2 separate regions of the Homo sapiens genome follow, and region 1 is linked to region 2. A link is a contact called in ENCODE Hi-C or POLR2A ChIA-PET data. All regions are on one chromosome and are shown on one strand. Each heading gives the region's core, a stretch centred on a gene start or an enhancer-like site at or near the end of the contact. The rest is flanking DNA. Distances are from core to core; before and after follow the strand shown. Region 1 holds the start of TLCD4 (TLC domain containing 4). Region 2 overlaps ALG14 (ALG14 UDP-N-acetylglucosaminyltransferase subunit).

Region 1 (7,434 bases), core at 2,180-4,679, 75 kb after region 2:
CCAGCATGGGCAGCATAGCAGACCCTATCTCTTAAAAAAAAAAGTCTCACCCACCCAGAAATAACCACTGGTAATATCTTGAAATAGTTTCATCTGAAAACAAATGAAAGTACTTTTAAAAAAACCTTTTGGTTTGTTTGTTTGTTTGTTTAGAGACAGGGTCTCACTCTGTTACCCAGGCTGGAGTGCAGTGGTGCAATATCAGCTCACTGCAGCCTCCAACTCCTGGTCTCAAGCAATCCTCCTGCCTCAGTCTCCCAAAGCACTTGGGATTACAGACATAAGCCAGTGTGCCTGGTGAAAGTATTTTTAAACACTTATAAAACTACAAACACTCTTAATACACTAAAACTACCAACACAGGAAAAAGTAGTGCTTGGGGTTATTCATTTTTTAGTAATTCAGCCTTTCTGATCAAAATGTTTGGCGTCATTTAGTTTGTATCTTCACTAACAGAGCAGAGTGGAGAATTAAGGCAACTTCTCAAAATATTTTTGCTTTAATTATAATTTTTAGAAAAAAAACAGCTTTTGGTCTTAGTTTTTCAAACAATTGGTTCTATTCAGAAGATTAAGAATTTTGGAAAATAAATTCATCAGGAAAACTTACTTCATTTAAAACAGTTTTTGGCTGGACATGGTAGCCTGTAATCCCAGCACTTTGGGAAGTCGAGGTGGGTGGATCACTTGAGGTCAGCAGTTCGGGACCGGCCTAGCCAACATGGTGAAACCCCGTCTCTATTAGAAATACAAAAATTAGCCAAGCATGGTGGTGCATGCCTGTGATCCCAGGTATTCGGGAGGCTGAAGCACGAGATCTGAAACTGGAAGGCGGAGGTTGCAGTGATCCGAGATGGCACCACTGCACTCCAGCCTGGGCAACAGAGCAAGACTCTGTCTCAAAGAAAAAAAAAAAAGAGTTTTTGTATTTGTTGCCCATTTCAAGTGTGGATAAATACTTTCATTTCTCTGATCTGTTTGCTTGAACTGTTTCAGTGAATAACAATATAAAAAGTGCAATTCGGTCTTTATACATCCCATTTAAAATGCAGAAAAACTTCATATGGTAAATACAGAATTCTGAGAAAGTATCCTTGGAAAGGGAATATTGGTGAAACAATTAATAATACAGATTTAATGAACTGGATATATATATATACACATTATATATATATATATATAATATATATGTTTGTTTTTGAGACAGAGTTTCGCTCTTATTGCCCAGGCTGGAGTGCTATGGTGTGAGCTCGGCTCACACAACCTCTGCCTCCCAGGTTCAAGCGATTTTCCTACCTCAGCCTCTCGAGTAGCTGAGATTATAGGCAAGCACCACCATGCCTGGCTAATTTTTTATATTTTTAGTAGAGACAGGGTTTCTCCATGTTGGTCAGGCTGGTCTCGAACTCTCAACCTCAGGTGATCTGCCCGCCTCAGCCTCCCAAAGTGCTGGGATTACAGGCGTGAGCCACTGCACCCAGCCATGAACTGGATATTTTTAAAGAGATTAAGCTACCCTGAATTTTTCAGGAAAAAATACAGTTGATGTATTCTTCTACCTCCTAAGGTCACTGAGTTTTAATTAGCTTAAAACTTGCAACATTCAACTACTATTTACTGAATTCCTCTCATAGCTCAGGCCTTGTCCTTGATATATTAACTTATATGTTCTGTACAATCTCAAAAACAATCTTGCAGTTTTCATGAGGCATTTGTAGAGGCCTAATATGAAGGAATATAGTGGGACATAGAGTATAGTGGATTTCTGTGGGTTTACCTGGCTTTGGTTACTGCTGTTGGTGTTAGAGAATTATGCATATCAAAGATAATGATGGTGCATTTATCAGGAAAGAACAGAGCTACTATCAGCCACCAGAGACTAGCATGGGAGAGTTTCTGTAGGAGGTAGTGTTGATACAGACTCTTGAGAGGACACTGTGAAATTGGTATTTTCTGGGCTGACTTCACAGATGTTCACATATAACCATCCTGCCCACAGAGAGTTATGAAATAGCTATGTGAGTGCACAAGGTAGCTATTGCGCAAACCAAAGTTGTCAGGTACTGCACATATTGTGAAGGGACTATGATGGGACACCGTGTGGTTCAAAGAGCACTGGAGCCCTGGTACATCCTGAGAGTCTTGGGGAGAAAAAGGGGAACACGCATTTGGGGGCCTGAAAGATCTTTCTCTCTGCTTGACTGCAGGGCAGGTTTCTGTCCCTCCCTGTTCTGTGGTATAGATTTTGTCTTTTCCACATCAGTCCAGGTCTTCAGAGTCACTATGAATTATTATTACCATTTTAAAGATGAAGAAATTGAGCCTCAGTGAGGTTCAGTTAGCTAAAGGCACACAACTCTAATAAACTGACAGAATTCCAGGTTCTGATTTAAATTCTATTGCCCTCTCTTGAAAATAAACATGGACAGCTTATATGAGCTTTTGTGTATATATTTTCTGGTCTAAATCTGCGGCAGATATGTGTGTCTTTCTGCGCATGTATATAGTAGATCAAATATGTTAGCTCTATTGACATTTCTTAGAAATAAATATCCTGTTATCAATGATAGTGTTTACAAATTATTTATTTAGAACTTACCTCTTTTCAAGAAAAGGCCTTGTGATTGCTCTCTGCGAATTATAATGCATGAGTATACCTCTTTGTTATTTTGTTTTGTTTCAGACAATTATCTCTGGTTGATGCAGATCACTTGGAGGCTTTTGGGGCTGTATATAACAGGTCAGAACATCTATTTAATGTCAAACTTTATCTACTAGGCAACTTGGAATTCTCAGCCAGCACCAAATATTCAAATCCAACTTCCACACCCCGACAACAGAGGGGTTCCGGGTGTAGGTGTAGTGCTGGTGCACCCATGAGGGTGTTTTTCAGGAATTCTGGAGGTGGTGCTGGAGAGAACACGCTTCTTCTACACGCGCCCCCTACCAGTTTGGTATGCACCTGCAGCCCCAAAGAAGAACTGGCGGGACTCGAGTGTGGCCGTGTCAGACGTGGCAAGAAAAACCAGCAGTTGCCTTTTCATCTCTTTTCTGATGATCTAACCATGAAGTCCCCAGTATTTGAGCATTTAAGGCAGAATGTAAATTCATAATTTAAGAAGATTTTTTGTTACGTGGCTAGCCCAGGTACTGACCGCTGCGGGGGCGGGCTCACACAGTTCCCCCGCTGGCAAGTTTTGTGACTTGCTTTGGAAAACCCGGGAATTGCACCCTCTGCCCTTGGCAAGGTGTGAGCTTCCAGGATCTCTCCGCTGCGACTTCGGGTGTTAGGGTTTTTGGGCTCTTTCCGGGACCCAAGTTCCAGGGCAAGAAGGTCTGCTCGGCGGCCCGCCTCGGGGCCCCGCCCACTTTGGCCAGGGTCGGAGCCGCCCGGAGCGGGAGCCGGAGCCCGAGCGGCCGCGGCCCCTTTAAGGAGCAGCTCTGCGGTAACCCGAGCCCGCAGTCCGGGCGGGCGCGACGGCCGCCGCGGTAGCTGGAGCCTCCGCGACTGCACCTCCAAGCGGCCCGGAACCCGCGGCTTCCCTGGCTCCCGTGAGCATCTCACCGGGCGGCACTGGCCAGCGCCAGCCCTCGGGCCGGCCCGGATGAGCAGACTCCTGTAGACACCCGCCGCCCTCTCCCGGCTCGGCGCAGCCGCCGCCCGCGCGCGACTCGCCCCGGGACCCGGCACAGGTGACGCCGTTTGGAGGGGGGGTTGGGGAGGAAGGCGGGCTTGCCTCGCCCCGCGGCTCCCCCGCGCCAGCCGCCAAGCGCAGCCCGCGGAGAGGGGTGCCGCGGCTTCCCGCCCCTGGCCTAGCGCGGCCGAGAGCTCCTGCGCCTGGAGGCTGGGTGGGCGTCCGGCGCGCGGGAGGCGGCCCGGGGCTCCCGGGCGGGCTCCGGCAGGTGTGTGCGGAAGGCTCAGCATCGTCCCCGCCCGGCGGGCCACGGCGTCGCTCCGGGAGCAAATGGTGTCCCGGGGCCCGCGGCCCCCGCGCCGCCCGGGCGCCCCGCATTCCTCTCGCGTTTCTCGGGCTGCACGATTCCGGCTGCCCTGTCTGCCTGGCGGTGCCTCTCGGGTCTGAGCTTAAAGCGGGTGGGTGCAAACCTTTGGGCATCCAGGGAGAGCTTTCTTGTTAGAGCCCACACACAATCGGGCGCATCAAGTGGGTAAGTCCCCCTCCCCCGCCGCCACCTTCTGAAACAAGTAGCTCTTATTTACCCTTGCAGTTCTCAAGTGGGTCCCATTTTTAGCCACTGAGTGCTGAAAAGTCTAGTGGGAAGGGACCAGGCGTAGAGTCGGAGGGAGAAATTGGTTTCTATTTCCATCTTTACCTCTGTAACCCCTAAGTGCCTCGGTTTACCCAGCCATGAAATGGGATTCGTAATGCCAGCAGTTTCCTACCCCTCCAAGACGGCAGAAAAACCTCTGTGAAAACACTTTGAGTCTAAATTCATTTAAGAGTCGCTGTTGCTGGTCTGTATATTTTTAATTGTACACACATTTGAGTGTTAATGTGGTGCACACTTTTATATGAAATTATGAAATTTACTTTAAAGACTGATCTTGGATAATGTTTAATCCAAATACCAGTTTGGAGAAGATGGAAGAGTTTGTGTGGACCCTAGGAATTGATGTGTGAAATAGGAAAAAAGATTTAATAAAATCTTTACGCAGTCATAAATGGAGTTGAGAAAAATTGACCTTGGATTGTGGTGTTTTAAGTGAGTTACTCCCGTGCCAGCGCATGGTGTCGATTGAAATGTAGCTTCATCTTTGTGTAGCCGATTAAGGTAATAAGTTAGAGAATCCCAGCTCCCTTTTAATTGTGCTATATATGAGGAATTTTTATCCTTGCTTATCTTTTCCTTAAATTGGGCGAAACGAAATTAGAAAAGTGTATTCCCGCCGTGTTAGAAAATATGAAAGAATGGGTGAAGAACCATGGATTTTAGTTTATTTGCCACGCCCCTCCTGTGCCATCTGATAACCCAGAGAATATTTTGAGGGTGCTTCTTTTTTTTTCTACGCCTGCAACTCCTTTTGTCCCATTACCTCCCTCTGGAGTTTGAATCTTTACTGTCCTCATCCTTGAGATGAATTTTATCTGTTTAGGCTGGATGCCTCTGACCCAGCTGCCCAATCAGTCATTATTTATTTACAGTATTAGATTTCCATTTATATTCATTTCACTCTAAGCCTTCTTTACCCTGGTGGAAAGAATAATGGGTCTTTGCTACTAATGCTTTATACTTGGAGGTGAACTAGGAATGGCATGCTCAAGGTGCTGAGACTAATGCAAACCCCAGGGAAGCTAGGTCTTCACTGGAGTCTTCTGAATAGGTCCTGGAGTACAGATGCAAGAGTTGGCCTGTCTTTTCCTTGATTTTCTGAAATCTCCACTGGGTAAATTCATCTGATTGCCAAGGGAAGTCTTATGAGCAGGGAGCTATCAGAAATCTGAGTGTTAGACTGATTAAGAGCCTTCCCTGCAAAAGACTGGGGAGAAAGAAGTAGTGGCTTTGTAGGTGTTGGAGAGTCCTCCCTGTAACCAGATAACTAGTAGGAAGTAAAGGATCCCTAGATTCCCAATTGAGAAATGGGAAAGGGGCTGGGTTTCAAAAGGGAAGTGGCACAGCTTCTAGGCAGGTTTGGGAATGTACCTGAGGTTTGATGGGCCCTTCTCCCTCTTTCTCTTTGAGAGTGTTTCTGGCTCCTCAGAGTCAAGCACAGCTGTCTTAACAGTTTTCAGACCTGTTTACTCTCCTCTTTGGTGCTCTAAAGGAGGCCCAGCGTTCATGTTCCTCTCTCAAAGCTGGTCTTGCATGTATTAGAGGAAAATGGGCAGTTTAGTTTGTAAGAAACTCTTTAGACCTCAGTGTCTCTCCCCACCCTTCTTTCCAAATTAGTCCCACATCCTACAGATTAAGGATTTGTTTGGGCTTCAATATCTCAAACTGGGATACTCAGTTTGGCTGAGAAGAGTAAACTGAACAGTCTACACTAAGATATGAAAAGCTAGCTTTTCTGTTAAGGAAGATAATGAATTAATTGTCTGGGTGAGAATTATGGGCATTTGGACAAAGGAGGGCCAGACTGGGGGTGGAGTTGTGCTGGACAACTTGTGCCCTCGTCCTTGAGAGAGGAAAGGATACCACCAAACTAGTGCAGTCACCCTGTTGTGCTTTTTCTTCTTCCATTTGCCTTGAGAGAAGAAGAAGATAGCAGTATGGAGGTGGAGTCACCATCTGTTCTCAAGGATGGGAAACAGACTTTAACTGAACATTAGGAATGAGCTGTATTCACCTGGCATTGGTATCAGGCGCTGGATGGATTACACCAGAGAATACATTACATTAGGAAAGTAAGGCTAATTTTGTAAGAAAGTCTAGGTATTTCCAGAGTGACTTTAGTGGTATTTTTTCTTGTTGAGGATGAAAGGTTGCACACAAAGAAATGGAGGCCTACTGCTCTGAGGCTTGTTATTCCTGGTGAGACAGTTGGATGTGCTGCAAGCAGATCCCAGACCTGATCAGGCAGGATAAGGCAGGAATAGCAAAAGGTGTTTCTTTGTTCAGAACATTGGTCTGTTCACGGAGAAGGCAATGGATATATAAGAAGGAGCTTCTGAACTGGTGTAAAAGGCCAAAGCTTTTGAAAACAGCCAACGAAGAAGACACGTGGAAGGCTGTTCAGAGCTTGAGCCAGCACTGGAGGAAGGGAGTCCCAGACAGCGGGACCAATATCATGGGTGGAGTTTGAGTAGGTGGACAAACGCTTGTCTAAAGCAGTGTTTCAAACATTTTCAGACTACAACAGTACAAAATGCATTTTTACACTGAGACCCAGGGCATAGCAAGTATATGTGTATGTGAAACTAGTTTCTATTTCTATTGAATTTCTGTTTCTAGTCTGTGTTCTTAAAAACTCATAACGTGTTAGTGGATCACAGTCCACTATTTGGAAACCACTTTTCCAATGGGTAGAAAAACAGGTTGCAGTGGAGCAGGCTGGGCGGAGGGGGATTGGAGATACTGGAGGAGGTGTGGGGAGCATAGAATTGATTGAGCACTACCTGGACCCCTGTCGGTGGGAGAGAAGGCAGTGTAGAGACTCATCTTGTGTCTGACAGGTGCAGAACTCACATAGATGAAATGATGGGACAGATGCAGAAGAGGGGACTTTCCACCAGTTCTACTTACTTCAAAGCAAAATGATTGGCTTTAAGGAAAAGGAAACGTGCAAGGAGTGAACTTGGATATGTAAGCACATTTCTTTAGAGCAGTAAGATTTTCGTCTGTACGCTTAATGAGGAGACAAAAGGACCCAGAACAAATTGGCTGATGAATTCAGGTCATGTCCACTTTCATGGCCGGATAGGGAGCAGAGGGGCTAGTAGTGCAGGGAGGGTGAGTAGGAGGCTCACACCTCCCCTCA
Region 2 (7,019 bases), core at 2,721-5,220:
AGCTACCTGGGAGGCTGAGGCAAAATAATTGTTTAAATCTGGGAGGTGGAGGTTGCAGTGAGCCAAGATTGCACCACTGCACTCCAGCCTGGGCAACAAGAACAAAACTTCACCTCAAAAAAAAAAAAAAACAAAGTGATAAACTATAAGGTTTTTTTTTTTTTTTTTTTTGAGACAGGGTCTCCCTCTCTTGCCCAGGCTGGAGAGCAGCGGCATGATCATGACTCACTGCATCCTTGACCTCCTGGGCTCAAGCGATTCTCCCACCTTGGCCTTCTGGGTAGCCAGGACTACAGGCATGCCCCATCACATCTTGCTGATTTTAAAAAAACTTTTTCTAAAGACGGGGTCTTCCTATGTTGCCCAGGCTGGTCTGGAATTCCTGGGTTCAAATGATCTTCCCACCTTGGCCTCCCAAATTGTTGGGATTACAGGCGTGAGCCACCACGCCCAGCCAATACATTATTCTTTGATAAGGTAAATCAGGCTTCATGAAGAGATTCCTGATCTAACTTGTGCAGGATATAAAATTTTCTAAGTATAATAGTGTGGGTGTGGTTGGTGAAGGGTCTTCTTGCCAGAGGAAGCAGCGTGTTCAGAGCTGAGAGACATGAAATAGCATGGAATATCTGGGGAACTGTATTTTGGTACGTAAGAAGCAACATAGGGAACAACAGAAAATGGAGTTGGAGCGGAATAATGGGAGCAGAAATGCATTCAAGAAATACCAGTCTAGTAATTATGAAGAGAATGGACAGAAGGGGAGAGGGCACGACCAGAGAAGGGCAATCATTGGGGAGATCACTGAAATACATCAGAAGAATGATGCTGAAGGCCTGACGGCCAGCAGCAGCACTAAGGTAGAGGAATGGAGATGACAAGCAGTGAGAAGGGAGATTTAGGACGCTGGAGAGTTTGGGATAACTCTCAGGTTTTTACCTAGGGTGAACGGTACTGTCATGACCTGGGGAGCAAATAGCAAGAGCGGAAACAGGCTGACAGCACATCATGATTCACTGTGGTCTTGTTTGGAGCATAATTTTGAGTTGGTAAAATACTCTTTAAGTATAAAATATATCAATATTAGAAAACATACACAGGTATTTTAGGTTGAAATGGGACAGACAGGAGTTTGTACTATAACTGAAGCAATGGGTAGACCTAGCAGGCAAGTGGACGGAGGAAGACAACTGGGAATCTAGGAAGATAATATTCAGGAATCTGGATGCTGGACTGATGCTGACAGGCCCTGGAGAAACACAGCCTGGAGCAGAAGCCTCGCTTGACGTTGACAAGTCAGACTTGAAAGCCAGGTGTGAGATCTCTGCCGGGTGCAGTGACTCACGCCTGTAATCTCAACACTTTGGGAGGCCGAGGTGGGCGGATCACTTGACCTCAGGAGTTCAAGACCAGGCTGGGCAACACGGCAAAACCCTATCTCTACAAAAAATACAATATTAGCCAGGTGTGGTGGCTCGCACCTGTGGTCCCAACTACTGGGGAGGTTGAGGTGGGTGGATAGCTTAAGCCTGGGAGGAAGAGGTTGTAGTGAGCCAAGATTGAACCACTGCACTCCAGCCTGGGTGACAGAGTGAGACCCTGTCTCAAAATAAATAAATAAATAAATAAATAAATAAATAAATAAGATTCCTAATCTCAGCCAGGCCTCCTTATTTCACAGTAGAAGACTAAGGCCCAGAGGGGTTGATTCACACAAGGTGACAGAGCTGGTTATTAGCAGGACCCACAGCTCCCTTACTCATATGTTGCTTCATGACATTTCATAAGCACCATAAAGTGAGCATCTACCAGGTATTTGAAGGACAAGGGAGTATCCCTCGGCACCCATTGTTTCCCTTTTACTTCCTTGCCATGCTCACCTGCTTGGTCAAACCTGACTAAAACTGTAAGTACATCTCTAGTCACAGCCTGGCCACATGCAGAGCTTAGAATTATGCTGTCCGTGGTGTGACTGCAACTACCAGAATTATTTCCTTGGGCCTAAAGGCTGGAAGGATCTAACAGCCTCCATTTGTACAAAAGGAAGGACGTAGGGAATTCCAAAACAGGCCATGTCCTGATTTTATAACAGCACAAAATAAATTGTATGTTTGTACTCAAAGGTATAGATTTTTTTTTTAATTGTGCTATTTATGTTTTTAAAACCAAACATTGGTGATTAGAATGCCATAAATTTGCTTTGAAATGGAGAAACAACAGTACTATATTATAAAATGTTACTGCTCTTCATGTTGTAAGAATCCCATACAATACAAATTTAACTGGCACTGGGAAATTGGTTAAATTACCACAAGGTTGAAATAACGGCACTATGTTATTCACAGCTATTTTAATTTCATCTGTTCAGAACATGATTTAAAGAAAGTTTAACCTGACTGGCTTTAGGTCTAGAGATAGAGGAAGGAATAATTGAGATTTGGGGAGGAATTTAAGAGATTAAGCTGTTTAAAATACTTTAAAAGCATGTATATATCTACCTGATATACTATTTCAAAAATAAGAATCTATTCACTGAAATGGCCACATCAGAATCTCTATTTGCAGTAAATTACAAATATTTTCTTATTCAAATATTTTGCTCATTTAGACCGGCCTCCTTTCAAATTAGAGATTTTTTTTTACCTTTACCTATAATTCAGTAAGTTAAGGTCCATATGAATGAGGAAAAGTGCACATATACATTATACACACTCAAAACCATAACTATGTTAAGCCACCAGTTGTAATATACATTACAGTTGACAAACTTAAATAAAACCCCACAGTTTAAACTATACAGTTACAAACATTTCTTTCAGAACTGATTGGGAGGCCAAGGCAGAAGGAGACTAGCGTAGGCAACACAGCAAGACCCCATCTTTACAAAAACAAAAATTAAAAAATTAGCTGGGTGTGATGGGCCTTACCTGTAGTTCCAGTTACTTGGGAGGCTGAGGCAGGACTGCTTGAGCCCAGGAATTCAAAGATGCAGTGAGCTATGATTGCACCACTGCACCCCAGCCTGGGCAGACAGTGAGACCCCGTCTCTTTAAAAAAAAAAAAAAAGAAAGAAAGAAAAAAAAAGAAAGGGAAAAAAGAACTGCTTAGGAACTGTGGAAAGTAACAACAAATACACTCAATGTAGACATCTCAGCAAGCTGTACACAGTCTCAGTCCACTGTGCGAAGTTAGCACCCCACCTTGTGGAAAACAGTAGGTGGTGTTCAGTGGAAGAATGTCATGTTAATTTTAGAAGAGCTGGTTGATAAATCCTGCAACCACCAAACTGCCACTGATTCTTATATAAACAGAAAATGCAAAACCAAAAAAAGAATGCAAACCAAAAGAATCCCTATTTATTACACTAGCAGCAAAACTTTTGTACTTCCAAAATAAAAGGATATGAGCCTCAAAATATTGGTGCTTGTGGTATGTGTTTGGATTATTTCTGTAGAAAATATTTATTTAGATATTTATAAAAAAATAAATATTTCATATTAGTAGGTTTTTACTCCCACTGGGGCTTGTATCTCTTCTTAGTTTTGTTTCTAAAAAATAGCTGTTTTCTAATTGTAACTTTAGAAAATACAGAAAAATATTCAAAGACAAAACCAAAAATCAACCAATATCTCCCTACTCTTTTGAAGAAGCCCCCACCCCAACACTCTATCTCACAGAGATCTCTCCCTCCTCTGCATTCAAAGCACTCATTGTCCTTTGCTTATCTTTGATTTAAACATACACACACACACACACACACACATACACACAGTTTGAAAGTTCTTCTGGTCTTCTCAGTTTCGTCAGACTCTTCGCGTTATTTATCATTCCTGTTACTTTCTTGGCACCATGTCTTCTGGAGTTCTCTGTCACTTTGCTCTGTTCCCAACTGTTTGTTCTCTAGGACCACCTATGAAGTCTTCACACTGGAACTCCCTTCACTGCTGTCCTGAGAATTCCCTTCCCTTCTCTCCTGGACTGAGGCCCAGATCCCTGGAACTGAGTCTCCCTTTTGGGTGCCCCTTGTTTTGGTGGGGCACACCCTCTGTGGGAGGGTACATGAGGAATCCATTTGAGACACTGCTCCACTGTACTTCTGAAACCTCAAATGTGATTCCTTTTCTTGTTCTTTCTGGAAGTTTTTAGTATCTTCTCTTCATCGTTAGTTCTGAAACTGTACATGACGTGTCTTGTGACTACACTTTCACTGGACTCAGGATAGTCCTTTTATTTTAAAAGTCGGGTCCTTCTGTTTTGGAAATTTCCCTGGGTCATAATTTTGTTTCATTTTGAACTTTTCCCATTTCCTTGTTCCTTCTGAATAATGGACTTGCAACATCCAGTTTGGTTGTCTAATTTTCTTGCCTTTCTCTACTGTTTTTTACGTTTTCCTTATGCTTTTAATCTTTTTCTTGAGTTCTTCAATGTGATCTTCCAATCTTTCATTGAATTTTTATTGCTGAAATCAAAATTTTAATAGCCAAGGGGTTTTTTTTGTTCTTAGTTTTTTAAAAAATAGGTCTCATTCTTGTTTTAATGAAATAATGCCCTCTCATTTCTTCGAACATAATTGTTTTCGTTTAAACTCCCCACTGCCACTGAAATGCCCTTTTCTCTAGTTCCTTTCGTTAGTTTTCTCTTTAGAGGCTTTCCTCAAATGTCTGATATTCTGTAGATGTTGATTCAACTACTGATTCTCAAGGGCGATGGGAGGGGAGGCCCCCCATACACACGTTATAAGGTCTGGAGACATTTTGGGTTGCCATAACTGGTGGTGGGGGTTGGGGGAGCACTCTTGGCATCTGGTGGATAAAGGCCAGGGATGCTGCTAACATCCTGTAACACACAGGACATTCCCCTACAATGAAGATTTGTCTGTCCCAAAATGTCAATAGTGACGAGGATGAGAAGCCCTACTTCACATTAAAGAATGAGGCATTAAAAGGCCGACTGCAGGCTCTATGTTCAGCTCTCTACCGCCTCTACTGAGAACTAGTGCAGGTCAGCGGCTAAATGATCAGCAGTGCACTGCCACCTGGTGGCAGGATGAGGGAGTGACATTGCAGAGGAAAGAAAATATAAGTCCTTCAACACTTGGAGGGGCCCGCCTGGTCCATTTCTGAAGCTTCAAGGACCTTTTAGGGGAAGGAGAGGAAAGAGGAAGGTAGAGAGGAGAAGGAAAAGAAGTAGAAGGAAAGGAGAAGGAGCGAGGAGGGGGAGAGAGGAGAGAGAAAGAGAGGGTTGAAGAGAGAGGAGAGGAAGAAGAGAGAGAAGGAGGGGAGAGGGAGAAGGGAATGAGGGAGGAAGGGAGACAGGGAAGGAGGGAGAGAGAGTGCACAAGTGTGTAGAGTTTAGGAAACGGTTTTGAATCTGTGCAAAGTGGTTCTGGGAAGTCCCTCTAAATCCCAGGGAGTTTCCAGGTTCCTCTAGGCAACACTTTAAAGACCCTTGGAGATCGGGATGCTCCCCTTTCAGACATCCCAGGGTTGGTGATGGCAATCCCATTCTTACAATTGCTCAGAACAGCTTTGTAGTCATGTTTGATTCCTCTGTTTTCTGCCATGAAATTCTGTTAACTCCACTTTCAAAAACATCCAGAATCCAACTATTTTCCCTTACTCCTGGCCCTCCTGATGCAAGCCACATTATCTCTTGCTGGGATTTCTGCAACAACCTCCTAACTGATTTCCTTGGTTTTGCTTTTGGTGTATTTGTAACACAGCCACACGAGTGACCTGTGTAAAACAGTATGATTGTGTCACTCCTCCAAGCAAAACTTTCCAACAGGTCTCTATTTTCCTCAGATTAAGAGAGGAAGTTTTTAAAAGGGCTTACAAGGTCCTAAATTATCTGGTCTTTGCCCACTCCTCCCATCTCCTCTTCAGTGTCTCTCCTTCCACTCACTCTCCTCCAGGGACCAGGATTACCTGCTATTGCACCAACATCCAGGAATATTCCTCTCTATGGCTTTTCCAGAGACTTTTCCCTCTGCTTGAAACACTCTTCTCTCAGGAGTCCCCATCGCCTTCAAGGTCCTAAGAGCAATCACAACTTTTCCACCCCATCAAAATTCCCAGTTCCCCATCCCTGTGCAATCTGCCCCCACAGCACTGATCACCTTCTAACAGACTTTACTATTTTCTTCTTCACTATGTCTGGTATTACTGTCTTCTCATCCAGGTCAAGTGGAGTGAGCTCCATGATGGCAGACATTTTTTTGTGTTTTTTGTTCACTTGTGTATCCCAACTATCTATAATATTGCCTGGCAAATGGAAAGCAAATATTTATTGCTGAATAAACAAAGTATTTTTTTTTTAAAAAAAGCATTAGGATTCTGACACCTACTGCATTATAAATTTGGGAAAACTGAAAATCTTTGTTAAGTTTTTAAACATCAGGAACATGCTTCTGTATTTATTTTTACCATATTTAATGTCTCAATAAGATTTCACTATTGGGCCCATATTGATCATTTCCTTTTATTCAAGCTCCTTTCCCAGTGTTTAATATTTTAGGTCTCTTTCTTCATTATTTTTCTAACAGTTAAAGCTAGCATATAAGGAAGTGATTGAGTTTTGCATATTTGGCTTGAATCTGATACTTTTCTGAACTTGTATTACTTGATAGTCTTTTGTTGATTTTGTTTCTAGATATAATTATTTATAGCATATATTACTTTATTTCTTCTTTTTCAATGTTTATACCTCTTATTTCGACTTAGGTGGAGGGCCAAAACAAAACACAGTATGACTAATGGCAGATACTCTTCTTTTGGTTCTGATTTTAGAGAGAAAGAATGTAATGGACATTGGCTTTTGGCTCCAAGTATACTTTTTCATTTTAAGGAAACCATTGACAATGTTGGAATAATAGGTTATTTGTGCAAAGCAGTGTTTTAGGAAGCTAAATGTGGACAGCCAGGGATATCAATGTGATTTAAAGAAGACTAGAGTCCAAATCAGTAGTATGTGTAGAGTTTGCATATACATTGCAAATGTACTGCAATGTATACATTGTA

Evidence for each region. Hi-C counts contacts between places; a loop is a spot of excess contacts on that map. ChIA-PET counts read pairs that join two places held with the same protein, here RNA polymerase II (POLR2A). Pooled maps may share reads with other maps.
Region 1: a loop to region 2 is called in a map of PC-3, with 6 times the contacts of the local background. The contact joins the promoter of TLCD4 here to the enhancer-like site in region 2. A Hi-C loop is called at or near these places in 1 of 168 maps with a recorded cell type or tissue (PC-3) and 8 of 50 pooled maps. POLR2A ChIA-PET finds 5 or more read pairs at or near these places in 5 of 52 experiments (Caco-2, OCI-LY7, PC-9 and 2 more).

What each region holds. Positions count from the first base shown.
Region 1 is chr1:95,113,926-95,121,359 of GRCh38, forward strand. It overlaps TLCD4 (TLC domain containing 4), which reads left to right and starts at 3,430. Exons shown (of 7, transcript NM_152487.3): 1 at 3,430-3,692. TLCD4-RWDD3 (TLCD4-RWDD3 readthrough) reads left to right here and starts at 3,998. Exons shown (of 8, transcript NM_001199691.1): 1 at 3,998-4,166. RefSeq lists cis regulatory regions at 1-43, 1,655-2,182 and silencers at 3,437-3,583, 3,511-3,790, 3,871-3,920.
Region 2 is chr1:95,038,566-95,045,584 of GRCh38, forward strand. The region is part of intron 2 of ALG14 (ALG14 UDP-N-acetylglucosaminyltransferase subunit); the gene reads right to left. Among named protein-coding and RNA genes, the nearest start is that of ALG14-AS1, 20 kb to the right of the region's middle. RefSeq lists enhancers at 4,603-5,211, 5,212-5,820. Within about 2 kb of position 3,971, at least 13 of the 41 ENCODE cell types and tissues checked have a DNase peak (open chromatin) inside an H3K27ac peak, as active enhancers do.